Regions from separate parts of the Homo sapiens genome. Here region 2 is linked to region 1. A link is a loop called in an ENCODE intact Hi-C map of the cell type or tissue named here. Cell type or tissue: dorsolateral prefrontal cortex. All regions are shown on one strand. Each heading gives the region's core, and the rest is flanking DNA. Links, peaks and the distances in the headings are about the cores only.

What was found. Hi-C counts contacts between places; a loop is a spot of excess contacts. Peaks named below come from ENCODE experiments on the same cell type or tissue, not always from the same donor. Only the 100,000 strongest peaks of a DNase experiment are listed, where the experiment ranks them.
Region 2: a loop joins it to region 1, with 3 times the contacts of the local background. A loop is called at or near these places in 2 of 110 quality-filtered maps.

Annotation. Positions count from the first base shown.
Region 1 is chr2:8,751,056-8,767,369 of GRCh38, reverse strand. KIDINS220 (kinase D interacting substrate 220) reads left to right here. Exons shown (of 30, transcript NM_020738.4): 23 at 15,726-15,904. It also overlaps the pseudogene LOC100216337. Among named protein-coding and RNA genes, the nearest start is that of ID2, 77 kb to the right of the region's middle. In dorsolateral prefrontal cortex, for the core only: a CTCF peak has its summit at 13,158; a DNase peak (open chromatin) is centred at 13,139; H3K4me3 peaks cover 952 bases; H3K27ac peaks cover 817 bases.
Region 2 is chr2:8,252,928-8,269,241 of GRCh38, reverse strand. All of the region lies in intron 7 of LINC00299 (long intergenic non-protein coding RNA 299), which reads left to right. Among named protein-coding and RNA genes, the nearest start is that of LINC00299, 67 kb to the left of the region's middle. RefSeq lists enhancers at 4,839-5,425, 14,600-15,471. In dorsolateral prefrontal cortex, for the core only: no CTCF peak of the experiment used is centred there; DNase peaks (open chromatin) are centred at 8,801 and 9,546; H3K27ac peaks cover 2,500 bases.

The DNA of each region.
Region 1 (16,314 bases), core at 11,794-14,293:
TTATATATAGCTTAGAATCTTCATGAAATTCTTTGTTTTTGATATATGACTTATTTGTAGGTATTGGTGTTGTCATCATTCAAAATTTATTAAATTACTATCTTTTATATAATTATTGTTTCCATCTTTATTCTCAAAACACACTTGCTTTGACCGCAGAGGTTCAATATTTTATCCATATCTTTATCTTTTTAAAGATAAAGCCTGATCTAGTTATTTGTAAAATTACAAGATAATTCCCCATATAGGAGAGGAAACTAAGCAGGTTTTTACTGAAATAAAGATTGTGTCATCTATAATAGAAATCATGTTTTATCTGGACAGAAATAAATGACATTTGTATATTTGCCAAGTTCAGTGTGAAGAGTGAGCCTGCAAACCTTGTATAAATATAGCCATAATCAGATGTAATGTTGACCATTCAATGTGCATTTCTGGCTTTGCATTATTTTTATCCATGTCTTTGTGAAAATTGGACAATTGAGATTTCTAAAGATAAAGGTGAAGGGCATAATTTTTTAGCTTATTTTGATGTATCTTTAAATCATGCCTACTTTTGTTGTGTGGAGAAAACAATGAAATGCATTAAACTGACGTGTTTGGCTTTTTTTTAGTTTACCTATTTGTGTATTTTGCTACTTATTTATTTTGTTGTTGTTACTAGATTTCCAGCAACATCCAAAGATGTGAGAGAAATTAAGGGGAGAAAGCTTAAAATTCATTCATTTATTCAGAAAACAGTTATTGGACACCTATTATGGACCAGGCACAGTTCTGAGAGCTTGGGTGTATCCATGAACAAAACCAGCAAAGATCCCTGCCCCGAGGAGCTTGCAGTCTGTCAGAGAGTGATGGGTAATAAACAACATATATAATACATAATTAGCATGTTAAAGGCAGCAAGTGTGGTGGAAAGAATAAAAGGTAGAAGAGAGTTAAGGAGATGAAGAGTAGTGCAGGTTCTGCATTAAGTAAGGGGATCAGGATTGTCCTCATGGAGAAGGGAAGAGTTGAGGAAGGGTTGAAGGAGGCAAGACAGTTTTCCAGGCAGGTATCTGAGAAAGCATTTCCAGGCAGAGGGAACAGTTCCGGGCCAGAGAGCACCTGGAATCAATGTTGAAGGAACAGCAACAAGGGAGCTGATGTGGTGAGATGGGGTGCAGTGAAGCAAGTGAGTAGGAGGTCAGGTCGGGTCACCAGTGGGGTTCATGGACCCCTTTTGGAGGACCATGGTAAGGACTTTGGCTTTTACCCTGAGTAAGATGGGGATTCGTTGCAGGGTCTTGAAAAATGTGTGGCCATTACCCTGATGCTTCAGGGCCTATTTGCTGTATCAGTGCAGCTTGGCCTGAGTTAGGGAAGCCTGTTGATTCAAGGGAGCTTGTTTTGAGACTCTCACGGTGGGAAGGGAATAGGAATGAACCTGGGTGGAAAAATTAAGGTAAATGAAAAGTTCAGAAAGTAATTGGCTATCCCACAGTAAAGATGAAATGATTAATAGAGTCGGGCATGGTGGAGTACGCCTGTAATCCCAGCTACTCGGGAGGCTGAGGTAGGAGGATCACTTGAGCCTGGGAGTTGGAGGCTGCAGCGTGCCATGACTGTGCCTGTGAATAGCTACCACACTCCAGCCTGGGTGACTAGTGAAACCTTGTCTTTTAAAGATAATAAAAGTTGGGTTATAGAAATAGCACATTGTGGCATTTTCTATGTGAGCTAGGAAGTAAATAACCTCACCTACAGTCCTGTTGCAGGGTATTGAAAGAAAATTAGTTATTCTAAACATCTGCAAGAATTTATAAGACTAATTTCCCTTTGTGTCTCCCCTGTCGCAATACTTTCTTGTTTCTTAGGATCGTTTTATTCTTTATTTTTTAATGATGGATTTATAGCCAACTTTTTGTATCATTTAAAAAACTGCCTTCCTTCCTGTTTCTTGCCATGGTCTGGCTCTCTGATATACAAACCCCTGGTTGAGAGTGAATGAAAGGTGATTTTTGTGGCATTGAAGACTGCTAGGTGTAGGAAAGATATCATGGGCAGGAGAGCAACTAATGAGTTGCTTTTAGAATAATAATGATTTTGACTTATAGATAGTATAAAGTGCAAATGATGGTCTGTGCATATCAAATTGGGCTCTAAAGACAAAAGGATATAATTGGTCAAAACCTGTATTCAGGCACCAGGTTTCTGCTGGAGTTCGCAGTGTCCTCAGCCTGGCTCCGGCTCCTTCTCCCTCTTACTGTTTACTTTTCATGTGCTCTTCTCTTTGGCCCATCCCACCTCCTTCTTCTGGTCTCATCTTAAATATTACTGCCTTAGGAAGCCTTTTGTTACCAAGCCCCCCCATCCTTCGAGGCTTTATTAGATGAGTCCTTTATGTACTAGTGTGTTCTTTCATAACACTGGCCATAGTTACCTTCTTATACATATTTGCATTGCTATTTCTTTAATATTTGTCTCCTGAATGAGACTATACACTTCATGAACTGTAACTTTCTTAAACATTGCTGAATTTTTTTGCTTCTAGACAAGTGATCAGTATTTAGGCAGTAGTGGGTATTTCTGAAAGAATAAAGAAATCTGATGATAACTTTTGGATTGAGGAAGGCATGAATTGGGGAGGTGGTAGATGAGAAGCCTCACTTTATCTTGAAGAGAATACCGTCCATCCAGATACTTCATTCTTTAGGCTTAAATATGGGTAAAATGTTTCTTTTGTTATATACCAGTATATCCCTGGGCCGGACACATAGTAGCTTCTCAGTACACATTGACTGAATGATGACTGTATATTTCACCTAACACTTGGCGGCTTCTGCCTTATGTCAGGTGATGCTAAAATCACAGCAATGTTTTTGAAGGCATTCCCTGTAACTCTGAGTTCAGCTGCATTTCTAAGGTTTCTTACATTCATAATCCATTTATGAATGCCATGGTCTGGTGGAGTTGCTCTGTGTTTTTTAAAATTTTTATTTCAATAGCTTTTGGAGTACAAGTGGTTTTTTGTTGCATGGATGAATTATTTAGTGGTGTATTCTGAGATTTAGTGCACCCATTATCCAAGTAGTGTGGATTGTACCCAATATGTAGTTTTTTTTCCCTAGCCTTCCTCCCATCCTGTCCCTTCTGAGTCTCTAAAGTCTATTATTTTATTCTGTATGCCTTTGCTTACTCATAACTTGGCTCCCACTTATAAGTAAGAACATATGGTTGTTGGTTTTCCACTCTTGTTTTACTTCACTTAGAATAATGGCCTCAAGCTCCATCCAAGTTGCTGCAAAATATGTTATTTTGTTCCTTTTAATGGCTGAGTAGTATTCCATGGTGTATATAAACCACATTTTCTTTATCCACTCATTAGTCAGTGGGTACTTAGGTTGGTTCCACATCTTTGCAATTGTGAATTGTGCTGCTATAAACATATATGTGCAAGTGTCTTTTTCATATAATGACTCTTTTCCCTTTGGGTAGATACCTAGTGATGGGCTTGCTGGATCAAATGGTGGATCTGCATTTAGCTCTTTGAGGAAATCTCCATACTGTTTTCCATAGAGGTTGTACTAATTTACATTCTGGTGGAGTTGCTTTGGATTGACTACTTCTAGACAGGTTCCTCTCACTTCAGAGTCTTCTTAGAGACTCAGTTTCTTCTTAGAGACTTGTTGTCAGAATTGTTTTTAAAAGGCCATGTACTTAGATGACTCCAGTTCTGTTGTGCTAAACATTTTAATTGTGTTCATTTATTAAACAAATATTTATAGAATTTATTATATGCAGGGCACAGTCTAATAAAAGTAGTAGCTAATATATTATGTGAGCCCTCATTCTGTCCCATGCATTGGATTAAGCACTTTACCTAGCTTATCACATTTAATGCAGGTTGCATATCCCTAATCTGAAAATCTGAAATCTGAAATGCCCCCAAATCTGAAACTGAGTGCCGACGTGATGTTCAAAGGAAATGCTCACTGGAGCATTTGGGATTTTGGATTTTTGGATTAGGGATGCTCAGCTGGTACTGCCGAAACTCCCAAATCTGAAACACTTCTAGTCCCAAGCATTTCAGATAAGGAATACTCAACCTGTACTTCTAACCCTAAGAGGCAGAGAGCAGGAGTTACCTAAGACCTCACAGCTGTAACTGCGCTTCCCCAAGTCTGTTTCTTGGGGCCAGGAGCCTGTCCTCTGTAGCTGCCAGCTAGGCAGTGGGTCTGAGATACCAGAAATATAGAACTAAATATTTTAATTTCCAGATAGATTTTAACTTTTCATTGATATATCTATGAGTATTTAGAATAACTTATTAGGGTATCAATGGGAATGTTATAGCAGATAGAAATTTTTCTGCAGTGTTGAATTTATCTTTTCTGTTGAAAAACGCGAACAACTTAGCAACATATAAAATCTCAAATAAATGCTTTATTTAGTTCTAATTGTGTCTAGTAACTGTGCTAGGTTTTGTGTGGAAAGCTTTAAAAAATCACTTCTGATATTTAGCACTTAAACATCTGGTACATCTGTTTGTTTAAGCCTTTATACCATTTCTATGTCTACTATATGGCTATAATTTTTTTTAGGTAACTTTTTCAATAGGTTTTCTTTTCTTTTCTTCTTTTTTGTTTTTCTTTGAGATGGGGTCTCGCTCTGTCGCCCAGCCTGGAGTGCAGTGGCGCGATCTCGGCTCACTGCAAGCTCCGCCTCCTGGGTTCACGCCATTCTCCTGCCTCAGCCTCCTGAGTAACTGGGACTACAGGCGCCCACCACCATGCCCGGCTAATTTTTTTTGTATTTTTAATAGAGACGGGGTTTCACTGTGTTAGCCAGGATGGTCTCGATCTCCTGACCTCGTGATCTACCCGCCTCAGCCTCCCAAAGTGCTGGGATTACAGGCATGAGCCACCGTGCCCAGCCAATAGGTTTTCTTTTACTTTTGATTTTGAATGTATTTTCTCAGACTTTACTCTCATAATGCCATTTTCAGTGTTTAATGCAAACGTAGAATGAAGAAAAAATATTAAGTGTTCCAAAGTCATGTGTTTCTAACGTCAACATGAAAAACTCAGGTATATTAACCCAGATCTTCATTATCCAAAACCCTTATTGTACGAGTTATCTTAAAAGATTTAACATTGAAAAAGTATATAGAACATTCCAAAGTTCTACAGTGTTTGGAATTGTTGGAAACTAATACCAAAGACAATTTCTTGAAATATATGTTTTAATATGTAAGAAATACATGTTTAATATGTAAAAAAAATTATTACTTGTGCAGGTTTACAGTTTATTTTATAATATAGTAAGAGCATTATGTATAGTTATATTTTTCAAACAAGTCTGATTATTAAAGAATTCAATTTACCAAAAAAATTACATATGCCTTGACAGATCAAGTAGCCAACTTTTTCCAGAAGTTGATTTTTCCAGTAAAGGTTTGTGATTTCAGAATTTCAAATCAAAATATTTAAAGACTTTTTAAAATACAAGAATAAACAAAAGTGATTTGTAACAAAAATGCTAGCTAATTCAAATGCTAAGAAAATGTCTAGCTGCTGGTGTAAAACCATGCTGCAGAAGTGGCTCCTGTTAGCAATATTCAAAAAGTCCACAAGATGGGAGCATTTCACTACAAACATTATTAGCATGTTTGGCCAAAAATAAGATGTAATACATTTTGCTTTCCCCTTCCATAGAAAAACAAGTCAGAATTTAATGAAAGGTTGAATTTCCTTTTTTGTTGTTGTTAAAAAAAAAAATGGCTTCAGGACATTTTTCAGCACTGAGAATCACGATCCTAGGCAAATGAATGGGTATCTATTCATATGACATAGTTTTTAAGTGTTGTACTACTTTTGTCTCCTCAAATTAGTTTAAATTAACTTTTGGGAAAATAGTGGCTATGAAAAAAGAGGAGCATAAAGAAATCGATCTGCTTACAAATTTGCATTTAGATATAAAAATATTAAATCCTAAACATTGTAGAACTTCAGTTCTATACTTTTTAAACATTAAATCTTTTAAGAGAACTTGCATAATAAAGATTTTGCCTTAATCTGAAACATATTCATAGATCTACTTTGAGTTCAGAGCCTCCTTTCTCTATGCCTGTCATTCAGTTTTATTATCAAACATTTGCGTTCTATATATGATTAATGTAATACACTTTTAGATTTCTTAAAGACGACAATTGCATGGACAATTCATCACTTGGTAGCAACTTATGATATTGCTAGTGATGCCTAAAACAGCTATGAAAATTTGATCTCATGTACTTTTGTCGGAACATTTTAAAATATCAAGTATAAACTCTTGATGCCAAAAAGCAGGCTTTGCTTTTTAATGATAGACACTATTTTCACATGGAGTCAGTTATGAATTATTTTGCCTCTCTTACCACTTTACTAAAGTCTTCTCTCATTACCCTAGCTGAAAGTATTGCTTTGTCACCTGAATTACTAATATCTGATTACTTGCATGGTTGTAACTGGGTAAATATCATGCAGTAATACACTATTTTTTAGACTTGTACTCCCAGTGGAAGCCTGTCTCCAGATCTTATGCAAAAGTCCAATAAATGAAGCAGAATTAATACAAGTTTATTGATTCAAATTATAACATTTCCTAACAAATTCAGTTAGTGAGAAAAATGAGCTATTCTGAAGAATATTAAAATTGGAGAATTGTGGACAACTGTTACAATCCTAAATTGGTTTAAACATTTATTTATTTCTCTAATTAGTTTTGGGACTGTAACATTAAGAAAGTCCTAAATCATGAGTAGACAGAAATGTTACCGGTGTTTAAACTTTCTTTGTGATGACAGGATGTTTTCATTTAATCTGATCTAGAAACTTGAAAGATTGATTGGGAATATTGTTTTATAGGTGAATCACCAATAGTATCTTGGAGTTGTTCACATTTCTTATAATTATTTGAAGTGTTCTCTGCTTCTCTGACTAGGTGAAAGTCATGTCATGCAATTTTTAAATCATTTTTACAGTCTTTGCTCAGGCTTCTAGGCTGTTGTGTAGTGTACTGGTTTGCATAATTTTGTAAACAAAAAAGTGCTGATCTGGATTCTGAAAAAATGATGAAGGAAATTAAATATGTGCATGAAGATGGAGGAGAAGCTTTATTTCAGTCTGCAAAAAACTGAAACTAAAAGAAAAACCCAGGATGACTTATGAGCACAGCTTATTTGTTGATCTTCTTCAATTTGTTAAAATGTAATATGTAACAGCATTCTTTTCTATTATAGTTTTAAGGAGTTAAAAACGTGTAAGTCATTACCTGAGGGATTTTGAGCCATGTCTGTGGCTCCTGTTTGAACTGGTGCAGTGAGCAGTCAGCAGCTTTTGAAGCAGTCAGGAGCAGGTACCCGCTCTGCTGCTATGTCTGTGGTGGTGTTGCATCCATTGCTTACCTCTCTGAGCCTCAGTTTCCTCATGTTAAAAATGGAAATAATAAATACCTTATGGGATGCAGAGAGAGAAGTTAGATAAACTAGGTAAAGCACCTGCCTCAGAGAATGGCAGACAGTAGGTATTCAGCCACTTCGTTCTTCTTAAAATTCCCTCTCAATTCTTCATAACTTTTAAATATAGTTTCCCTGTTAGAGTTTATATAAGAAGAGGGATACAGAGCCCCTAAATGTACCTTCCTCAGAACATTCGACGTCGTAGACATGAATGAAGACAGTGCCTTACCAGTATTGTACTTGAACCTAGGCAGATACCCCTTTTGAGTTTTTATCTTTTACCCTCCCTGGTTGTTGATTGTTTTTTCATCCATCTAGTTGCCAGAATTGCAGCCTTAAAGCCAAAGAGAGTTTTTGTATATGATGACATTCTACTGAGTTTAAGGGTTTTTTTAATCCTTTAAATTACATGCGTACAAGTTTCCTTCCTTCATATAAAAACATAATCTTGGGCCCTGATGTTCTGGCCAAATAGGTCATCTTGGAGATATACACCCTCGGTGGGAAATAGTTTTTGTTTAATGTCGAGTAAACTCTTCTAGTAAGTGAAATAATAACTTTGTTTAGCTCTGCCAATGGTTTCCAGGGCAGCTTATACAAGTGCTTTTATGGTTTGCACTATTTAACCCTAATCACACCGTCCTTAAACACATAAGTCAAACACATTAGATACTTGCAAATGTCTTCTTTTAAACCAGAAATAGACAAACACACTTGAAGAAGGCATGCCATGATGATCTATTTGGCCTGCAGAATATATAAGCACTTCGTTGTTTCCTAGTGTAGTTACTCAATAAGATGCCTAAAATGCAAACTTACTTTTGTAGACCTTGAAAAGTGAGTGTCAGTGAGAACACCTGGCACTGTTCGCATTGTTGTCTTGAGAATATTCTGTGACCACCACACGAGCATAGATGCCTCTTTTCTCTTCTGGCAAGTTCTTTTCTCTGTTGAGAGTTGTTGTGTACTTAATGCAGTCTTCTGCATGTGGACAGCTTCAGCTCTTAGTACTTTTATTACTTTGGCTGTGGCAGACAAAGTGTCTACTTTCTGACCCCCTAAGCTAATGTTCTTTCCAACATGGTAGGAAAGGTGACTCATGGAATAGTTATGAAAATACTTTTACAAGAATATTAGGAATGATTAAAACTTATGGGATGCAGCAAAGGCAGTACTCAGAGGGAAATTTATGGCTGTAAATGCGTACATTAAAAAAAGAGAAAGATATTAAATTAACACCCTAACCTAACACCTCGAGGAGCTAGAAAAAGAAGAGCAAATTAAACTCCAAGCTAGCAGAAGGAAGGAAATAATAAAGGTTAGAGTGGAGAGACATAAAACAGAGAACAGAATAACAATAGAAAAAAAGCAATGAAACCAGAAGTATTTTCCTTGAAAATACCAGCAAATTGACAGATCCAGTGTGGAAGTCCAGGCTCAGAGGCAGATCCAAAGGCCAAGGTGAGCAGAGGTGCCTCGAGTTGGAGTTGCTGCTGAGACCAGGATCTGTTCCTGAGGATTGGTGAGGGTGAACAGGGCTTAATCATGGTAGATTTTTCTCAAGTATTTTTTCCAGTGTGTTTGGAACCTGGGAAGTGAGGATTTTAATTTGGGGATTACATAGACAGGAAAAACCACAATTTTATGCAGATTACAGGTTGGAAAAGTCATTACTAACATTCCTATCATCAGATTTAATGTTGAGACGGCAACTTATAAAAGCCATACAGGGCTGGGCGCAGTGGCTCACGCCTGTAATCCCAGTACTTTAGCAGGCCGATGCAGGCAGATCACCTGAGGTCAGGAGTTCGAGACCAGCCTGGCCAGCATGGTGAAACCTCGTCTCTACTAAAAATACAAAAATTAGCCAGGCGTGGTGGCTGGTGCCTGCACTCCCAGCTACTCAGGAGGCTGAGGCAGGAGAATTGCTTGATCCCAGGAGGCAGGGGTTGCAGTGAGCCGAGATTGCACCACTGCACTCCAGCCTGGGCAACAAGAGTGAAACTCCATCTTAAAAACAAAACCAACAAAGAAAACATACAGAATTCCAAGTCCAGGATTTAGGAGGACAGAGCCATACTGAAGATGTTATTATTCAAACACAGATGCTGTGGAGCAGACAGTTGTGACCGAGACCGAATTGGCATTTCCAAGTCAGTGTTAGTTGCCATGTTGATGGAGAGCTGAGAAAAGCCATTTTAATGGCATTTGCAAATAAGCAGGACATGGAACAGGCCATGACTCCCTCAGAGATGCACATTCACTTGGGTTATCTGCCTCGAAGGACTGAAAATGGCAAATATTCAAAACTTCAGCAACCAGAGGTACTGGCCTTCATGAGACAACGGAATGGGTAGTTGAAACATTAAAGAGCAAACAACAGTACAGTCACTTCTGCTCCTCTGAAATGAAGACGGCCTCACATATCCCTTTGGAAACAATCAAGTGTGCTTCTCATGACTAAAGGTTAAAGCTGTAAGACTGTTGGCATTTACTGAACTGACTGTGACATTAGTAATAAATATAAAAAATAGATATTTAGTTGAAAGGGTAATTCATCTTGATTGAGCCAATTGTGTTCTATGTTGTAGGACATGCTGCTTCCCTGCTTTCTTAATGTTAAGTACACATTCCATTTGTATGGGATTTTTATTCAAATAGTCCTATTAAAGTATGCACTTTTGTTGGGAAAAAACAAACCCTATTTTTTGAACTAATGGTTGCATCTTGTTTGTATAAACACTAGTAAATATCTTAACTCTTTTTTTTTTCCTAAAATGAATTTGCAAAGATTGGACTAAATAGAATAGACTAGGAAATAGTGTGGGTAGCATAGTCTTCATTTTCTTAATTGATCACTTTATATTAAGCTGTTTTGTTTAAAAGCTTTTGGATGTAGGCCTGACATTGAGATCATCATTTTAGTGGTTAACTTTACTGACTTATCTGCAGCTAACATCGTACTCCGTGGTGAAAGACTGAAATTATCCCTCCTAAGTTAAAAGAACAAGACAAGGATGCCTGCTGCTATGTACGAATGTTTGTGTCCTGCCAAAATTTTCGTGTTGAAGCCCAAACCCCCAGTATGATATTATTTAGAGTTGGTGCCTTTGGTAATTAGGTTTAGATGAGGTCATGAGGGTGGAATCCTCGTATGGGATTAGTGCCCTCCTAAGAAGAAACCAGAGAGCTTCTCTCTCTCTCTCTGTAGTGTCCTTGATGTCAGGACCTAGGAAGAAGATCATTTGCAAACCAAAAAGAAGGCCCTTACCAGAACCTGACCATCTGGCACTTTGATCTCTGACTTCCAGCCTCCAGAACTTCAAGAAATAAATGTCTGCTATTTAAGCCACCCAGCCTATGGTATTCTGTTATAGCAGCCTGAGTTAACTAAGATACCCACTTTCACCACTGCTATTCAACATTGCACTAGAAGCTGTAGCCATTGCAATTGGACAGGCAAAATAAATAAAAGAATCCAGATTGGATGATTCTTCTATATATAGAAAAATCCCAAAGAGCCCACAGAAAGCTATTAGAGCTAATTAATCAGCAAAGTTTGCAGGATACAGATCAACACACAAAAATCAGTTGTGTTTCTGTACACCTTCAGTGAACAGTCTGAAAGGAAATTAAGAAGGCAGTTCATTTTACAGTAGCATCTAAAAGAATAAAATATTTCAGAATAACTTTAACCAAGAAAGTTAAAGACTTGTACACTGACAACTTAAAAAAATTGCTAAAAGAATTTAAAGAAGATCTAAATAAGTGGGAAGACATCCTGTGCTCATGGGTAGGAAGACTAAATATTAGGATGTCAATACTACCTGAAGTGATCTACAGATTCAATATTATACCTATCAAAATTCCAGTAGCCTTGTTTTGCAGAAACAGGAAACTGATCCTTCAGTTCATATGCAATTGCAAGACACCTCAAATAACCAAGCAACCTTGAAAAAGAAGAACAAAGTTGGAGGACTGACACCTCTCAATTTCAGACATACTACAAAGCTACAGTAATCAAAACAATGTGTCACAGGCATGAGGATGGACATATAGAGCAATAGAATATAATTGAGAATCAAGAAAAACCCATACATCTATGTCCAGTTGGGTTTTGGCAAGGATGCCAAGTCCATTTGATGGGGGAAAGGACAGACTCTTCAACAAGTGGGGCTGGGATAACTAGATTTCCACATGCAAAAGAATGAAGTTGGACCCCTACCCCACACCATGTACAAAATTGACTCCAGATGGATCAACCTATGCTTTCCCAAGCACAAGGTTTTGTCAGTATCAGAAAGGACAATTAAGGTGAAAATTATTCTATTTTAAAGGGGTAGAGTTCTTGAGGAAGAACACCTTTGTGTGCATGTGTAGTTTATTCCTTCTACAAATATTTATTGGACAACAGTGTTGCGACAGTATTCTGTGCAGGCCACTGGAGATACAGTGGTGGAAAAAACTAAACTTGTTCCCAGTTTTAATGGAATTTCCAGTCTAGATTGGGAGATAAACATTAAGAAAGTAATTCCACTAGTGCAGAATTATGATACATATTATGCAAGAAAGTATATATGCTCTGGGGGCTTGTAATGAAGGAACATAAGTTGGTCTCCAGGATGCTCTCTGAGGAGGGGGAAATTGCACCGAGCACAAAGGATGGGTAGGAATTAACAGGGTGAAGATGGAAGGGTGTAGCCAGCTCCTGAGGTATCCAGGGCTTTTGCCTTTTCACAGATGGCAGTGGGTGTATAAATGGACTCCATTTTTTCTTTGTTTCTGACTTTTTGGCTGCAATGCCAAGTGGCTGTTTTCTGTCTGTGTGTTCTGTCTGTCTCCCAGAATCTCCAAAGTGTTCTGTTCATGGATGGTATTTAATAAATGGACATTCACTGGTAGAAAGTATTTGAGAGTCTATTAGAAGTTAAATTTGTTTCAAGGCAATAAAATTCTAAGGCATTTAAGAGTTTTCTCTGTTTAAATTTTTAAACAAATTGTGTCTTATTTTTTAACATCCTACTAAATAATGACATTATTAGGCAGCTACTTTTAGATAAAATGTGATAAATAATACTTTCTTCATAAATTCTGCTCTAAGAATCTGTTTATATTTTGATTTAAAATAGAAATCTTTTATGTAATTTAAAACCTCATTTTGAATGGAAGTGATATGAATAGTTTATGCAATTTCTGCCAAGGAATTAATATGGACTTTGTATAAACCACTGTCATTTATAATCAAAATGCTTTTAACTTACATTGATGTTGGCATTAACAAGTATTGCTAGATTGGTAGCATAGAAGGAAATTGCATTTAGACTTACTAGGAGCTCATTGATGCCTGAGGTTTTATAATGCTTTCTTTGGGCCATTTAACTGCTGGCAACTTTAATTCACATGATTCATAATGCTGGAAATTCAAATTCACTCTTAACTGAAAAGTGAAGTTACTTAAATTCTTTAAATGCTAACCTTTGGAAAAATATCTGAAAAATAAAGGCACATATGATTTTGATGGCCCACTGCCAAAAGATTATCATTTACATAAATATCTCTTTCAGCAGAAGAGTTTAATGTATTGAGCTCAGAAGGTTAGAATAGAGACTTCAATCTGGAAGCCAGCAGTAGCCTGTTGGCTTGTGAACAGCAGCATTGTTCATCATACTGAGAACACTGTTGCATTCAGGCAGAAGCAGAGCTGGCATTAAAATGCAGTTAATTTGTTTCATGTGACTTGTCAGCTGTGTGTTTTTATCTAAATCTTTCTAGCTTCTCTTTTTAGTATTTTGTGTTCAACTCCTGCAATAGATGAACTACCTATTTAACTGTTTAAGCTCTGATTTTATCACCACTTGCAACCATTCTCCAGGTTTTCCATTTCATTTTAAATATATTTAATAATCAGTTTGAACACGATTTTAATGTATTAAAAGTAACCCCATCTCAGAGGGCTTTTCTGTCTTGTGCATGTGTCTGTGTCTGTAAAACGGACTTTCTGAAGTTAATTAAGAGAAAATTGCTACCCTTATTTTCTCCCCAGCACCCTATTCTCTTCTTGTTTGCTAATTGTGTTCTCTGGGTTTTTCCCTTAGATGACTTTCAATATTTGGCTACTAGCCAAGTATTGGGTCTGAGCAGTAAAGTGCTAGTCCCAAAGAAATGATATAACTGTTACTAACATTAGAATAAGGTTCCCATTTCACTTTTTGAAGGGCGTGAAAATCTTACTGCTCCTCTGCAACTGTGCTCACTTAGTATAATCTAACAGTTAATATTCTTGTTTAATTGGAAGGATATATCCAGTGATTTTTAAACAACTTTTGGAGGTGTAATTGACATACAATAAACTGCCATATTTAAATTGACCAATCTCACGAGTTTGATAAATGTATATACCCACAAAGTCATTACCACAATCAAGAGAGTAAATGTTTCCATCAGTTCTAAAATTTTCCACGTCTTCCTTTGATACCCTCCCTTGTCTCCCTCCTGCCTCACATTCCTAACTTCACAGCAAACCTTGCTCTGCATTGATACTTTAGATTGGTTTGCATTTTCTAGTTTTATACAAATGAAAACATATTGCTATACACTCTTTATTGGTTGGATTAATTTATTGAGAGATTCATCCATGTTCTTTGTATCAGTAGTTCATTTTTTTTTTGGCTGAGTAGTATTCCGTTGTGTGGATATACCACTATTTATTTATCCTTCCATCTGTTAGTGGACATTTGATTTGTTTCTAGTTTTCTCATCTACCTCTTGTCTTTTAACTTCTCTTTCTTTTTCTTTCCTTTATCCCTCGGTGATGCGTTCTTGCTTACTGCCTTAGATCAGGAATTGTCAACATTTGACCATTTTTGACCTACAAAAACTACAGTTTCATACAGTAGTGTTTAATAAGTGTTTTTAATTGAATATTACTTATTTTTACATTCAAGAGTCTCTGCATGATACAGAATTGTTTACATATTGCTTGAACTCAGTTATACAAAACATTCTGCATAATAAAAGACTAAGTGACATATTATATTAGGAGGTATTGTGTCTGATTGGTTAAAGTATGTTTTTTCCTGTCTGTTTTTCTATCTTACGTATATACATATATAGTAAGCATATATTACTTTTACAATAGGAAACAAAACCCTTTTTAAAAAAGGAAAAACTTAGCTTTTTTTTAATCTGTGTAATTTATTTATAAGTTCTTGATTTCTTGTTTTCTTTGCAAAGGAGAAACTGTGGTATTCTATTTAAAACATGGGTTTCAGAACCAGTCAGATTTGCTTTCGTAGTTGTGTGACTTTGGGCCATCTGTTTAATTTGTCTGAGGCCACTGTCCTCATCTGTAAAGCAATAACTCAATGAATCTTCATTGAGGGGTGACCCTTAGCCAGCTTAGGTGACCCCGAGCATATGACACACCTGTGCATGTGCGTCTTTCCTTCTGTTTTCCCACCCAAGTCCTGCCATGGCCAAAGGCAGTAGAATTCTGGCCGTACTCATTGTTACCTTTTTTTGTAACCATACTACTTTTTTGAGTTTCTTTCTCTTTTATTAAAAAAAAAAATTTTTAGACTGGATGAGGTGGCTCATGCCTGTAATCCCAATAGGGAGGCCAAGGTGAATGGAATGCTTGAGCCCAGGTGTTCAAGAGCCTCCTGGGCAACATGGCGAAATCTCGTCTGTATAGAAAAATACAAAAATTAGCCAGGCATGGTGGCATGAGCCTGTAGTCTTAGCTACCCTGGAGGCTGAGGTGGGAGGAAAGCTTGAGTTGGGAGGCAGAGGTTGCAATGAGCCAAGACTGCACCACTGCACTCCAGCCTGGGTGGCAGAACAAGATTCTGTCTCAAAAAAAACCCTAAAAATTAAAAATAGATTTTTTGGCTGGGCATGATGGCTCACACCTGTAATCCCAGCACTTTGGGAGACTGAGGTGGGTGGATCAACTTAGATCAGGAGTTCGAGACCAGCCTGGCCAACATGGTGAAACCCCGTCTCTACTAATAATACAAAAATTAGCTGGGCATGGTAGTGCACACCTGTAACCTCAGCCACTAGGTAGGCTGAGGCAGGAGAATCGCTTGAACCTGGAGGCAGAGGTTGCAGTGAGCCGATGTGTAATTAGACCAAATCCATCAGACCAAGATGTGTAATTGTTGTATAAGTAACTTCAGGTGACATGCAGAATTTACCTTTCTAATAGTGACATTAATAACCTTTTTCATTGATTTCTTATTTGAAGAATATCAAAGAATATTCCAACAACTAAGGATGTTGAGCCACTTCTTGAAATTGATGGAGATATAAGAAATTTTGAAGTGTTTTTGTCTTCAAGGACCCCAGTTCTTGTGGCTCGAGATGTAAAAGTCTTTTTGCCATGCACTGTAAACCTAGATCCCAAACTACGGGAAATTATTGCAGGTGGGTATTAGTAGTAAATTTAATTTTTCATCTAAAGTTCTAAGAATTTTTCATGTTTCTAACTTATTTGTGTACATTTCTCCTGCTCTATGAAAAACCAAGAGGTATTGAACTAAGCACTACACAGAAAAATTCATGAAATTAAAGATTAGGAGTCTTGGCATCCTTTTGAGAATGTTAAGAAAAACAAAAACAAAAAAAAAAAAAAAGAAAATCCTGTTAGTATTTGTGGATCTCACTTTATTATGATCCCTGTCCCCACCCCTCCCGCCCCCACCCAAGTCCTTCCTTTGGAACTTTGGAATTGGATTTCTTTTAACATACAGTCATGACTTCATGATATCCATTCATTGTAATTTGCTTGTCACCAGTCTTTGGTTCTTAACAGGGATCTCTATCCAGAGAAGTAA
Region 2 (16,314 bases), core at 7,356-9,855, 490 kb after region 1:
GCTAGTAGGGGGTATAATTTATAAAACAGCTAGCAGGGGCATCATTTATAAATGTCTCTGTGAAGCCCCTCCAACTTCGTTCCCAGTGAGAATTAGTAAGTTCTTTCTCTGTTCTTTTATAGAAAGTTTCCTTAATTTTTCTTTAACTCCTATGTATTCTATCTTATATAATGGTTGTCCTTGCAGATTTTCTCACAAAATTAAAAGCTTATCAGAGAAGATATGTTTTCCTTGACATTTTTGTTCACTTCCTTTCATCACAAGTCCCTATTTTTCCACATACTGACCCCAAACATTTTTTTTCAGAATCTCCTTGTACGTGGTGGTAGATGATCAATAAGTACATCTTGAATTACATTGACCTTTCTGTGGAGCATAAAATCCTTAGATATAATTAATGGTAACTTCCTGGCCAATTACCTTTGTACAAATAATTGACATTCACCAATTGCCTTTGATTCTCGCGCATGTGCCAGCACACAATCTCTCCCCCTTGTCCAGTGTTATTTTTTCCCACAGTTGTTAAAGGGAAAGTGCAGGCATTGCTGGTACGTGTGCAGGCTCACAGAATTTTACTTAATTAGGCAGAACTTGGCTAACATCTGGGGTGGAGACACGTTTTCCCCACAGAAAATTGCCTTGTTCACTCCAGATGAGTCATGTCCTGATGTCTTGGCCCGGGAGTGGGTGTTCAAGGGAATTGTGTCCCAGCCACTACCACCACGAAATGCTCTTTCTGTAAGTGGCAGGGATTTGGGATGATGCAGAAGCACCTGCAGTTCTCTACCAGCTTTGGAGGGAGTTATATTTTCCTGAGTGTCATGGAGACTTTAACTTAAACCTTCCGCATCCCTGCTTATCTGCTGACTTGGCTGTTAGACAGAGGTAGAATATATGATTAGCATCTTGCCTTATTGTTGCTATTCTTACTTATTTGGCCTTTATTAAACAACTAGTTGTTGCATTGGAATAGGCTATGATTTCCCAGTTTACTACTGATTAGCTATGTCGCTTTACATCAGCCTTCTGTCAACTCCAGCAGGTCTCTGTTGCTACATAGATTGTCCAATGTTAAGCAAAAAAAGATTAATTTCTTTCAATCAGTTCTTCACTTTCACATCACAGATCAGCTGGATTCACCACATAATTCTCTCGAGCTTTCACTCCAATGTTTTCTTTGTTGTTGTTGTTTGTTTGTTAAGAACAAGGTCAAATTAGGCAATGAGCTGTTCTGATAATAGTAATTGGAATATAGAAGTGACCTATGCCTTCTTGACTGCCTGGTGAAGTCATTTGTTCTAGAGAGCTGGCCATGTCCATGTTGGACAAACTCAGCGTTCCCACGGCAGCATCCAAGACTGTGTCCACACTGGAGCAGTGTGAGGAAGCCATGGAGAATCTCACTACTGTTTCAGTAAAATGGGCATAAAGGGCTTTGTTCTTCTAAGAAAACATGGATGAAATATTTTTAAATGATACATAAACTTTGAGACAACCAAATAAAGTTCTAGCAAAAGTGCCTGACATGTAGTTACCCACCCTTACAAGTACATATTTTGTGTCAGACACTTCACAATGATCTTAGTTAATTGTCACAATGAGCTTTCAATACTATTTGATACATGAGGAAATTGAGGCACAGAGAAGTTAAGTCATTTGCCAAAGTTCACATAGCTGGTAAGTGGCAGATCCAGGATCAGAAGCCAGGGATGGGCCAAACCTATAATCCATTCTGTGTACTCTCCTGGGCCCACAGGCTTCCCGAAGATTTCAGTCTCCTCTGCCTATTCCGACAGGTGAGGAGTTTGCACATCCACATGGATTTTCAATATGGATTGTGTCTAGCGTGGACAGAGATCACCAGCCTGGGGCATGGCTCACTCCTCAACTCCGCAATGTACTGCCATGCTTTTGAGGAGTTGCTTCACACAATGACATAATGGAACCATTCCATTTCCCTTCTATGAATGACCTTTTATTAGCTTGAGAGAGCAGCTTACATACCAGTGATTCAGTATCAAAAAGCAGAATTATTTGTTTTTGAGAAGGCTCACCACCCACCTGCATGTTCCCTTCTGCTAAACCCCCTCCCTCAGACTTGAAGACAGGAAGTTACAGGCGATAAAACATAAGGCCCTTGTTAATTGCAAATTAGCAGTGCCAGGAATATATGCAGATGGCACCTGAGGTCAATTGCTGACAGCGTCCTATTCTGGTTATATTTTTCTTTTCTGCCATGCAACTGTGCAGTAAGCAAAGAGAGGGTGGTCTTAGGTTCTTGTTTAGTTCTGCATTTCTGTGGGATGAAATCCATGTTCTTGGCCTACCACTGTTTTTATTTTTTAAATTCGGTGGTTTTTGCTTTTATTTACTCACTCACTTTAACCAGTTTCAGGCTTTGGTAGTTTCCGGGACACAGGTGTGGCTCTCTGGACATGCATGAGGCATGGAATAGATGACACTTGCTTAGCTAGTAAATATCAGGCTGCATGAATTTGCACATTCTCGAGTGATCAGTTGTGAACCTCCAGTATTGTAATAGACCCATGGGAACATTTGTGCTTTTGCTGACACTCTGATTACATTCATCAAATGATTTTTTTTTTCTTTCAAGGCTGGCATTTCAGTAAATTTTTTAAAGGTTGCATGCCAACTGACAAAGTCAATTAATTAAATGCAAAATTCAAAATTGGTAGGAAATAATGATCACTGTACCAAACTGGATGACCTGGGGGAAATAAAAAAAACATTTCTGACTTCCAGCTGATGAAAGGAATGCTTTGGTTGGGACTCTGATGTAGAAGGGATTCGATATTGGCCACATTAACAGCTACTTGGAAAATAAGCCTTGCTCCAGGATTTTGACAGAAATGTAGGCTCCACAGCTTAGGACAAGTGACAGTGCAACTGGCGACACCTGATGGACCTCTGCTAGGCTACTGGACCACGTCTTAGCCTGACCTTCTGAAACATCCGTCCATCCTCCCATCTTCGTGATTGTGTCCCAGAGAAGAGCTGGGTCAGACCCAGGCCTGTCTGGCTATAAACTCTTACATCTGGAGGGAGTGGTTGGAGTGTTCTATTGTAGCAACCCGCCTTTTTCTAGGGAAGTAGAAGCCCCTGCTTGGCTCTCCCATGCTGATATTTAGCACAGCCAGCCTGGGGATGGGCATCTGTGTAGGGGGCAGTGTGACCTAGGCCATGGCCAACTCCTGAGCCTCGGTCCTCAGGGAGGCTGGAGGCAGCATAAACAGCTGATGTGATGCAGCAGGTTGGAAATCTGAAGTCTGTGGGAGCTTGGCTCGCCCTTCCTGGCACAAAATGAACCCATCCATGCCCACCTCTCACCATGTTAAAAATGGAACCAGTCATGACGACCCATGGGCATTCCTTGTTTGTGGCTCTCCTGTAATTAAAAGTGCTGTGCAAACTCTGAATAATAGCAGGAACACATGTTTAAAATCTGGGCTTTCCTCCAGCCATGCCCCCCTGAAATGCCCTCTTATACAACATCCCCTTCAAGTTCCCTTTCCAATGTATCTCACTTTGCTATGTGGGTGTATCCTGCCCACCCCCTCCATGCTCTGGAGTGTGTCCTCCCACCTCCTCCAGAGTTGATCATCACGGTGGGATTTCAGCCCTGGGTTCAGGCCCACAGGGAGGCACTTGTGTTCAGAGAGCCTTCCAGCCCACTTTGTTTCTTACTACCTCTGCTTGTATAATACCATTAAGGAGAGTAAAATCTCCTGCAGGCCATTGTTGTGCAAACTAACTGAGAAAATGTGTGCTAAAGCACATATAGGGAAATGCAGAAATGTAAGTATAGATTCCAAATGCCAGTATTGAAGATCCTTCCTGAAGGATATCAGTTCCCTAGATCTCATCCTTCCTGCAGAGAAAGGAGAGAGCTTGGGGTTGGGTGTTGGGGGTGGTGAGGTGATGGAATACTAAGCCCAGCTGCTAATGGCTGAGTTCTTATGAAGTGGTCAAACTTGGGTGGTTTGCACATGCTTTTGGTAGTCCCCACAGCCACCAGCCAGCCTCCAAAGCTGCAGGTGGCAAAGTCCAGGCACTCCTGGCAGGGATGTTTCGTGGTCTCTGTGGGTAGGTCTCCTGCTGGGGCAATGTTGAACTGAGACTCTCCCACTCCATTTCTGCCTTGGTTCTTTTACCCCCACTTCTCCATCTAGGCATCCAGCACGCTGGACTTTCAGAGAAAAGAAGTGCTATTGTGCACGGGCAGGCCTAGGCTACACAAATAAAGAGATGGGATCGGTATAAAGGACCACACAATCTTTAGGAAAGGCAGAAATAAAAGGGTCCCTACATGTTCCTCCCATCAACTATGCCTGGCAAACAGTGAGAACTTAATAAATACTCAGCTGTTGAAGGACCAAGTTCAGAATCGGGGCTGTGGAGTTTGGGAGGGAAGAGGCAAGAAAAGCCTTTTTGGAGGAGATCAGAGTCTGCACAGGTGCTGAAAGATGGAGAGAATTTGAGAGAAGTGATGGAAGAAGCTTGGCATTGCTGGGCTGGCTCCATCGATTAAATATCTTGGAGCAGGATATGAACTGATGGAGGGTCTTACATTTACTCAAGCCCTTGGGTGAGTCCACAGGTAACAGGGCATGGGGCAGATTGCTACAATCTAGGATGATAAAGAAGGCTTCTTTACTACAGAAGACTTCTGTCAGTGGTGTGCTGGATGGACTAGAGTCAAGAGAGGCTAGAGGGTATTGAGGAAGAGAGGGTATTTTCTGCCACAGGTGGGGCTCCTAAAACAGGGAGTTTGAAAATCCAGACTTGGCTAGTGTTACTCTCATTTTTTTTTTCTTGTAGACTCTGTTACTCATTTGGCTTGGGAATACCCAAGGCCTCCACATTCCCTTTATACTGTAGTTCTTTAAGCAGATTTGATTTATTATTTTTGCCTTTGGGGAGAGAGAGATACCCAACAACCTCTAGGGTCTACACTCCCCTTCTTTAGTGGGTTTTGTTTGCCCCTAGATGAATTTGCCTGATTAGCTTCTCCCAGATGACAAAAGGCCTTTGTGGAGTGCTGATGGGCCATTTAACCCCTTGTCTTCAGTTTCACTGGCAACAAAACCAAGCTGATAATACCTGCTTCCGAGGATTGGTGTGGGGTCAGGAGATCATTGATGGGAAAGTGCTTTTAGCCTTTTCAGGAAGAACAACTTTGCGTGTCACAAAAGGATTTGTTCCTTTGAAGAGGCTTTCCTGTTTTATCCATTTAAACACTCGTTAAAGGGACTTTGAGGGTATCCTTTGAAGGGAAACTTGAGGTGGCTCCGACAAGTCTTTGAGAGTGGGATTCCTTCAGGTCCTTTTCTGTAGCTAAAGGGTTGGGGTTGAAGATAATCATAGTAAGACAGGGTGCCTCTGTGGGAGTATTCCCTTGCAGGGATGGGGCAGATTATAGAGGAGGAGGAAGAGGTGGAGGAAGAGGAGGAAAATCTATTTGGGTTTGTTGAGACTTTTACTCTGGAAAACTGGAATTCTAGTGAGGAATCATGGATTCCAACAACTAAAATTATGTTTGCATGCCCAATAGTTATAGTAAGAGGCATTAGCAAAGTGCTTTAGAATGTATGGAATTATTTTTGTTGTTATCACATTTTGATCCTGTTAACAGCTCTTTGGTACTGTTATTATTGGGATCTTTCTTTAACATCCTTTTTTTTAAATGGAGGTACAGAAAGGAAACATAATTTATCATTTGCTCAAGAGGCAGATGTTATCACCCTGTTTCTGTTTCTTCATGTTAAAATTGCCCACCATGTGGCCCGGTTTCCCAACAGCTTATGAGATGGACCCATACAGGTGAAAATGAAACTGTTATGCCAAGGCCACAAATGTATGAAAAATGACAGGAGAGACCCACCAACACGCATTATCAGAAACAGCATCAGTTCTGGCTGCTTAGCGGCCCTTGGAGCATTTACAGAGGAAAATCATTTACACTTCACAATGACCGTATGCAGCCGATATTTCTACTATCCCTATTTTCAGATTTGAAAATGGAGAATTAAGAAATGAAAAACATCTAGCCTAAGGTCACACAATTAGCAGATGGCAGCTGGATCTGTTTCCCAGTCAATCTTGTCCAGGCTGTTTGCCGTGACGACTCTGTTGAATGGGCTCAGGAATTGAGGGTAGGTTTGGGGTGGGAGAGTGTGCCCCCTGGTTAGAGCAGAAACCTATTCAAAGAGAGCCATGCTCCTCTTTTCCTCCTTAGTCTACCGGATGCATCATAAGGTTCAGGGATGAGACATGGTGGAAGGACTGGAGAGATAAGAAGCTGCTGGCTTCCCTGCCAGCACTGCCTGCCAACCTGTGGGCACGATTTGGTCTTTGCTTTCCTTTTACCTAGCATGTTGGAGCCACGCTCGGCACTGGGGTCTTTTCTCGGTGCACAGGCAGGCTGAGTTACCAGATTCAGGATCAGGAGAGCACCTGTACCCCAGACATAAGCAGCAGAGTGGGCCACCCAGAGCTAAGCGGTAGCACAGATAATGCATAATTTTTTTGTTTTGTTTTGTTTTGTTTTGTTTTTTTTGAGATGGAGTCTCACTCTGTCACCCAGGCTGAAGTGCAGTGGTGCAATCTTGGCTCACTGCAACCTCTGCCTCCTGGGTCAAGTGATTCTCTTGCTTCAGCATCCCGAGTAGCTGCGATTACAGGCATGCACCACCACACCTGGCTAATTTTTGTATTTTTCTTAGAGATGGGGTTTCACCATGTTGGCCAGGCTGGTCTCAAACTCCTGACCTCAAGTGATCCGCCCGCCTCAGCCTCCCAAAGTGCTGGGATTACAGGTGTGAGCCACCGTGCCCGGCCAATAATGCACAGTCTTCAAACACTCCCTCAGTTGCATCCTGCATCCTGTGCTCTGAAATGCCTTTGGAGAGATGAGTCCTGAGCACAATACGTTTAGAATGTGCTGGAAATGCCCCCAATCCAGTATAGAATAATCGCCCCATATGGCTGCAGTTCAGCTGCTGATAAGGCAGCCCCTTGTGCTGGTCATGTTGTCTTTTTCCTAGTAGTTACATAAAATCCAAACAACTCTAAATGCGCTGCCTACACGGGCTGTATTAAGCTTGGCAAATGGAGTGATCCATTCTTAGTATGCACCAAGTTCGATTGTGTCCTTTGCTGCCTTTCAACACTCAACTTAAACTTGAAAGAGGTTTTTCTCACTGTGGGAATGAAAAAGCACCACTGGAAAAAAAAACAAAAAACATCTCACTGGCAAATTAACAGATAAAGGTCTACCCTGCTGACACAATGCCAAGCAGAGGTAAACATTCAATCTTTTTATCACAGCAAAGGCATTTCTCCTAAACTGGAGCAATAATGTAGGTTGGAACACAGGAACAGTTTCTCCTTTTAAATGTGATTTTCAAGTTTGAGATCTAAAACTGCAATTGAAACGGGCACTTACTTGTAAATGACAATCCTATTCTTCTTTAGATTATACCACATTTATTAAATTTTTATGACAATTTATAAAGATGGCCAAGCAATAAAAGTTAGGCCATGATAGCAGAGTGAACTATGAGGCTATTTCTAAATAGCATTTTCAGCATATTAATTGTTGCTTAGATAACAGTCCTATCTCTTCGGGGCCTCTGTTTGGGTTTAACTCCAGAGCCAGCAAATTAATCCAGTCATTATATGGCTGAAAGCTGTATCATTTACCAGTTCATTATTGTTCAAATCAAAATCCATACTTTTCTGGATGTCTCCAGGGTTATGAACTAGATAGGGAAGCCTTATCATTCTGCAAAATAATCTCTCATGGTTCTCTCTCCCCTGCATTAAAAGAAACAGCCCATTACATTACATTAATTTTCATATTGATAGGTCCTTGCTGAAGAGCAAGTTGAGGCGTGGCCTTTCTCATTCCATCTCACCACCTTCTTCTTTGACCCTGCCACCTGCCCGGCAGGTAGAGTGGAAGCCCCGATTCCTTATCTTTCTCCAAATCTCAAGTCACGGACGTGACCCAGCTTAATTTTAATCAAAATAACCATCTACCCCTCTGCCTCCTAATTTTCAGATCGTGGCTACTCAAATATGGATGCAGTTTGTGAACTTGGGTTGCTAAAAGAGTTTCTCTAAGAGCAGGTGCAGGTCTACATGCTGCTGAGTGTTCCTTCCATGCAGAGAGTGGTAGGCAGAGCCAGTGAGCTGCATTAGAGGGGGATTAGGAAGCTATAATAAAAGATACTAAATTCCAGTTTCTTACAGATTAGCACATTTTAAACCAAGTGCAGCTTCCCACGCCATGGAACAAATTTTACCCTTATTCTAGCACTTAGCTCTTAACGAGTTTGATTAAACAACATTTTACCTGAACAAATAATGTTGCAAACTTGAGATCAAAATCTGAATTTTTTTTTTTTTAATTTAGAATACGAGCAGGGACAGGAGGAGAATTGTTGATTTCCAAGTGGGTTATTGTCTTTCTGACTCACTGAGCAGCGTTCCTTCCTTTTTTTGTTTTCTTCCTGCTCACCAGCATTTGCCACCTCCGTTTTTACCTAGTGCCCATAGGAAGTTGAATGTGGAAGGGTGCAGAGTGGAATCACAAACAACACATGTTTCAGACGGAGCATTTTTCCCTAGAATTTTTCAGCAGCCGGAGAAACACAGTGAGTATTTCGGGTACTCTCTGCATATGATCACTTCACTCCTACAACCCAGTAAGAGGCAGCTCTGGAAGGCTCCAGGGAAGGGAAGGTGCTGCTGGCTGAATACGTAGAAAGCCGAGAGCGGGTGTGTGTTTTGGAGACAGAATCTTAGCACCTTTCTGAAGCTGGCATGTGGTTATCTTAGCTGCGAACGCATGACGCTCAGCTGCTTCATTTGCCTAGGACTCCCCGTTCTAGGACACCACCTACATCCCAGCATATGACTTTACGGCAAGCTTCATTTCTTTCTGATGGAATTAATCATCAATGTGCTCTAGGACTGGGCCTTTCCACATTGGCATGTGAAGAGCATTTGTTTCTTGTTTAGACAGTCCATGATTTTCTCCATTGCTTTGATGGTAAAGCTTTTCATATCAAGCACTGTTCATTATCAGAGTTCCTTTTCTAGAAAGACAATGGGATGAAGACATTTTCCAAAAACACTATTGCAGGGAATGAGATGATGGAGAGGACGATGAGAACGCCATCCCGTGGGGACCAGTTATAATGACTTACATCAGTCTCATTGGAACCATTTCAGAATTTATTCAAATGGCAAAACACTCTTTTTAAGATGAAACAAGATTCAGTTCTGCAACCCAAGTTGGCACCAATGTGCCGAGGCCCCATTTGATAGTTCTTTGTAAATTAAAGTATTTATAACTTCGCTCCATTTACTGCCCCAAGTTACAAGAAATGGAATTCTACTTGGGTTTCTTGATGCTGTGGTCTCTCATGTTCAGTTTGGAATGGCTGTGGGCTTTGCTGGGATATTAACTGCACCAAGGGGCTTAGACTGATGCTTCTAGTTGGCACTTCCACTCTGGGGCACTGGAGGCCAGCCAAACACATTTTTCTGCTGTGTGTTTTGCTATGAGGAAGTCTCCCTTTCAGAAATCTGCTCTGATGGGTGCTATTATTTTTATTTACATGTGGAGTGAGAATCTACTAAGAGGAAGGCCCAGCAAGATGCATATGGTGTTGGTAAAAATTGTAGACCTGGGCTACATTCATTTTAAAATTGAATTGGATTTTCTCATTATGCACTGGCCTGGAATGTGCTTTACTGAATCAGTCATTTTTGTTCGTTCTTATTTCAGTGGAAATGGAAATCAGGGCATCATGCAGGATCAGAGAATAATATATTTTGTGGTTCATGCACTTGGAAAGGACAAACAAGAACTGGCCAGAATGGACACAGGCTTTTGTTCTTCAGTGCTGCCACTGTTCCAGAATCCGATCAGACAAAGTGGTATTGTCTTCTCTTTCCCTCTCTTGTTGAGAAAAGGAAAGAAAGGGGGCTGGCAGATGGTTTCATGCAAAAAGATACGTTAAAGAAAGTACTCACTAGGTGCATTCGTCTAGGACTTGGTTTCTTCAGACATTAAATGGGCATAATAATTAGGCCTCATAGGGTTGTCATGAAACTAATTGATAGATTAAAGCGAGTTTAGAACAGTGCTGGCACATAAAACTAAATACATGTTAACTGCTATGCTACTGCTACTACTACTAGTACTACTATTACTACTACTACAACTGCTAGTACTATTACGACTCCTGCTGCTACTACTAGTAGTACTATTACCACCACTACTGCTACTACTATTGCTACTACTACTACAACTGATCATCATCACCATAATCATTATTGATCATATCTAAACTGCTTTTTGGAGGCTACAGATGTTTTTACCAGAAGCTGTATAAATCCATGTATGTCAGATGGCTTCCATTCCTTACTGGCTCCATAATTTGGGGAAATCTACTTAAACTATGTGAACCTCAGTGTCTTCACTTTTAGGTGGAGACAGTAATGGCTCCCATACTGGGAAGCGCTGTGTTGATGTGGCTTAGTGATGGTGGTTACCGCTGTTCTTTCATTCATGTGCAAGCCATTCGGTCATTCTCCCTCACGCTGTGGCTCTCACTGTGATTCACCCCAGAGGCATCCTTTGAGCATCTTCTTTGCACCAAGTATGTTGCTGTTTTTCTCATGTCAGTCTCTGACCCACATCTGCACCTTTACACTTGCCTGAGATACTGTAAATTGGAGTGAAGCTCATATCTATTAGATATTAATTAGCTATATATAGATGATTAATTTTCCTATAATGGCCATGTTTATTCTTGTGAATTTAAGGTGACAATGGGCTTCTTTTGGTTCATAATCATGACAATTATTCTTCCAAATGATCCAAATGTTAACCTGGTGATATTCTTTCTTTTTCTTGTGAGGATGTCTAAGAGTTAAGAGGTTTGATCCAAAGGAGAAAAGCAGAAGATGTAAGATAACCATTCCAACAGCAGCTTTGGGTGAAATTGATTCACATTGATCACCTATTCAACAGAGTACTGAGTATGAGATATGCTTCACGGTGTCTGTTGATTGCCCTGATTAGAGAGATTCAGAGTTAGAGTTCTTGGAGTCTTTGTGTACCTCCTTCTAACTCTTCTCTAGAGGAAAGGGACCCAGCCTGTGGCACAAGTATGTACTCAAGTACTTACAGAGAGGAGTTAGGTGCTGTTTGCTGAAAAGGCATCTCACCATCGCATCAGACTTTTGTTCCCAGGGGTTCATTTCAGAAGATATAGCATGACTTTTAGGGCATATCCAAATCCCTGTCAGAATACACCAGATGCATCTTGCTTCTCACTCTCCATCTCTTTTATTTTAAAAATAGATGCTATTGTAGCTTTGGAGTCCCTGACCAAGAAGGCAACGGGGCTGGATTCTATTCCTGGCCCTGCTGCTGTTGTCTTGCTGCCTGGCAATTCACTTGACCTTTCTTCCCTTTTTTTCCCCTAAGGAAGACGCCTGCTGTGGATAGACCCCATGGGGGCGTTGGGAGGGTTTCAGGAATGAATACAACTATCTCAGGCTATAATACGATGCTGCCAGCCACTTTGAGGCTCTGGGATGAAAGATGCTGTGTGAAAGAGAATTGTTATTACATTTTGTTAAAAATATGGATCAAAGGCTGGCTATACAGTAAGTGCTAAATGTTAATTATTGTTATAATATCATAACAAAGCAGATGCCAGAATGCTAGATCCCATGAGAAAATCCATTATAATAAGCCAGTGTGAAATGTACATATTACAAAGATATTTGGCAAGAAGGCAGATTTGGTTTTGAAATCTCAATGAACAATTAAGTAGAATAAAAAATAACTTTTAATGCTATGACAAATATAAGTGTCTTGACAACTCTTTAACATAAAAATAAGGAGCTGCCTTTTCCCCATACAAAAGAGGCAGCATTGTTTCTTTCTTTTTCCCCTGAGCAAAAGATATATTTCCTTGGACATGGAAGAAAAAAGTAATATTTGTCTTTACAATGACCCCTTCGACAGCCCTCTTTATGACAGGTAGATCCAGGAGAAAATTCTCTAAGTTTATAATAGCGCAATGAGCAAATCTATTTTTAAATGGGTTCAGAGTCTACTGCCTGTTTCTCTTTCCTTCTGTTTTTTTTTTTTTTTTTTTTTTTTTTGACGTTGTTTCACTCTTGTTGCCCAGGCTGAAGTGCAATGGTGCGATCTCAGCATCTCAGCTCACTGCGACCTCCACCTCCTGGATTCAAGTGATTCTCCTGGTTCAGCATCCCGAGTAGCTGGGATTATAGGCATGTGCCACCACGTCTGGCTAATTTTGTGCTTTTAGTAGAGATGGGGTTTCTCCACGTTGGGCAGGCTGGTCTCAAACTCACGACCTCAGGTGATCTGCCCGCCTCGGCCTCCCAAAGTGCTGGGATTATAGGCATAAGCCACCGCTCCTGGCCCAAATGCATGTTCTATTTGATGGTGTTAGAGAATGGACTTTGATACGTATTCATAAATGCCACCAGCTTTTTTGGGCTCAAGCTTTTCACCTATTTTCAGATCTAAAGTGCATAGTCCATTATGTGATATCAGCTGGAAAAAGGAAGAGAAAGAGGGAGAGAAGGCATAGGAAGATGGATTTAGAAAGAGAGCCCTATCCTAAAAAAAAGACCGAGGTCAAGAGAACGTAATTTTTATATCCTAGTGCTTTTTAAGAATGGATCATGCATGAATTCACCTAGCATGCTAATTTTTTCCCCCAGAATATTGTGAGAAATGAATAACCAACTCTCAGGGGAAAGAAGAAGTCTGTATTTGCACTGGGCTATGTATTACCTTTGAGGAAGAAAGGGAGAGTGGAGGACAACCGCACACCTCAGAGCAAATTTGCAGTAGATCGTGTACCCTCTGCTGATAGGATTATGGCCAGATTATAATTATAATTGCCTTGGCTGTGACTCTGTGTTTATTTGCCTTGACATGGACCCAGCCACCTAACTCATTCCACACTCACTTCAGTTTTTCCCTTTGAACTAATTTTGCAGTTACAATAACTTCTAAGAATACATCTGTTGACTGGACATGGTGGCTCACGCCTGTAATCCCAGCACTTTGGGAGGTCGAGGCAGGTGGATCACCTAAGGTCAGGAGTTCGAGACCAGCCTGCCTAGCATGGTAAAACCCCGTCTCTACTAAAAATACAAAAACTACTGGGGCGTGGTGGCAGGCGCCTGTAATCCCAGCTGCTCAGGAGGCTGAGGCAGGAGAATTGCTTGAACCTGAGAGGCGGAGGTTTCAGTGAGCCAAGATCGTGCCACTGCATTTCAGCCTGGTGACAGAGCAAGACTCTGTCTCAAACAAACAAACAAACAAACAAGAATGCATCTGTTACAGGAAATCAACAAACTCCATATTTGTCAGTCAGTTGGTCAGTTATGTGAAGGGGAGAAGATAAGAAATCAAATACAATAACAAATAACTTGTTTGGGATTAGAGTTGGAATGTGAAAACATCTAGGCTTTTGCATTAAAACAAAGCATTCAGGATGACTCACAATAGAGGCCAAGGGAAACCACTGCCCCTGTGCCTGTGAACTTCAATGGGACAAACCTGCAAAAATGCCTGGTCTCTGGAAGAAGCAGCCACACCAGATGAACATGGGCTTGGGCTGGGACTGGGCCCCAGTGGGGCTGGAGGAGTGTGAACAAGGATCCTGCCTTTCTCAGGACACGGTCATCATTTCTGCAGCCCCCGTAATATCAAGGAGTTTCACGAGTGCTTTGGAGCCATTTCTTAAACTTAAGTGGGGAGTTGAATGACAGCCTCAGCACTGCCCTCAGGATTTCTTGGGAAAATGAACAGGGCAGGTGAGATGCAGGTACGTGAAGAGAAGCTAGGGGGAAGGTGGGGGCCCCATCAGGTCCCAGCCTCTTACAGTAATTCCCAAGACAAGGGGCTGAGTATCAGAGTGAAAGCCCTTGAAGAAGCCTCCGTGTCTCTACGCTGGACAGCTCTCTCTCGGCCTGCTCTTCAGCAACTGGTGTAAAAATTAGGGCCATTCCTGGTGTTCATTTTAAGTTTGGATTCCTATGGTGTTCCATTCATTTTTACAACCAACCTTGCTTATGAAGGCACGTCCACCAGGTGCCAGGCCAGAGGGACGTAAAGTGAGCTGAGACCCTGCCCTGCCCTTGGCCTGCTAGATACCTAGTGGGAGGCACAGCTCCAGGAAGCCAAGCTCAGAGAAGATTCCTGCAGAGATTCCAGAGCCAGGAGAAAGTGAGGGGCTGGAAGTGAGGAAAGCTGTCAGAGAGCAGGGACCCTGATCTAAGTTTTCTCAAAGGAGGAAGTGCACTCCTCAGGAGGCCAGGTATCCATGAAAAGAGTCAAACTCTGTAAAATATTTGAAGAGATTTATTCTCAGCCAAATATGAATGACCATGGCCCATGCCACAGCCCTCAGGAGGCCCTGAGAACAAGTGTCCAAGGTGGTCGGGTACAGTTTGGTTTTATACATTTGAGGGAGGCATGAGACATCAATCAAATACATTTAAGAAATACATTGGTTTGGTCCAGAAAGGTGGGATAACTCAAAGTGGGGGCTTCCAGGCTATTGGTAAATTTAAACATTTTCTGGTTGACAATTGGTTGAGTTTGTCTAAAGACCTGGGATTGATAGAAAGGTTAAGATAAAAGATTGTGGAGACAAAAGTTCCTTTGAAGTCTTGTAGTGGCTGCCCTAGAGACAACAGATGACAAATGTTTCCTATTCAGATCTATAAAAGGTGCTAGACTCTTAGTTAATCTCTTGAGGAGTGGGAGGGCCTGGAAGATAAAGATCTAGCTATGTTAGCAGAGATTCTTTGCAGATGCAGATTTTCCCCCACAAAGGACAGCTTTGCAGGGCCATTTCAAGATACAGCAAATAAACATGTTTTGGGGTAAAATATTTTGATTTTCTTCCTTGTCTTGTAATGTTATACCAGAGTCACGTTGGAAAGTAAGTCACAATATATAGGGTCAAATAAAACTCATCTGATGAGAATGTATGGTTTGTAGGGCATGACTCCCCAGACTCCTTAAATAGGAATTTGGGCAAAATAAAAAAAATCAGAGCTTAGTCCTCATAGGCTAGGGAAGAAACCATGTGGGCAAAGAAAGGGTAGTGAGAAACCACTGTGATTCCAGGGGTGGCAGGAAGCTCTGTGCCCTGATACCATGCCCAGGCCTGGGGGTGGGGGGTGGAGGTAAAATCAGGTTCCAATCAGGCTTAGAATGTGTGTCACAGGCTGAATGGTGTCCTCCTGAATTTATATGTAGGAGTCCTCACCTCCAGGAGCTTAGAATGTGACTGTGTTTGGAGATAGGATGTTTATAGGGCGATCAAGTTAAAATGAGTCCTTTAGGGCGAGCTTTGATCCAGCATGACCCATATCTTTATTAAAAGTGGAAATTTGGATGCAGAGACGGATGCATAGAGGGAAGACGAGTTGAAGAGACGCAGGGAGAAGAGGACCACCTGCCAGCCAGGGAGACAGGCCTGGAAGCCTTCTCCCTCCCAGCCCTCAGAAGGAACTGGCCTGCTAACACCTGGCTCCCCGGCAGCTGGCCTTCAAGGCTGCATGATGACACATTTCTCTTGTGTAAGCCACAGGCTTATGATGCTTCGTTAGGCAGCCCTTACAATGGCGCTGAGCAGCTTGGGCTCTTCACACCTCTCGGTGGATCTATTCCCCTAGGCATCAGGTTACAATGCAGGTTTGGACTTGGCAGGGTTGGCGTGGGCCAGACACTCGGTGTGACTGACAGCCCCCGGCTGCTGCCAGTGCTGTGGGTCTGCTGACCACACCATGAGGAACAAGGCATTAGACCAAAGATTCTAAAACCAAGCTTCACTGAAGAAGCTCCTGGGGAGATTTTAAAAAATACTGGTGTCAGGACTCCACCAAAGATGGATGGCTTTAGAGACTAGGGTCGGGGCTGGGCCCTGGTATTCATCCTCCAGCACTCTGGGGAGGCTGCTGAACAGGCAGAGTTGAGAATTCCTTGGCCTGGGGGAACCACTGCAGTGTGCTGCCTCGCAAGAGAGTGGGGCTAGGGCTGTGTGAGATGTGTCACCTCTGGTCAGGCCAAGTGGGGAAACTGCCACAGATTGAAGCTCTTTCCAGGTTTCCTGGATTTGCCTAAGAACAAAATACGAACAGTACAATTACAATGCGTCAGTTCAAAAAATAAATTAATTAAAAAATTAACAAAACCCCACACTAACAAAC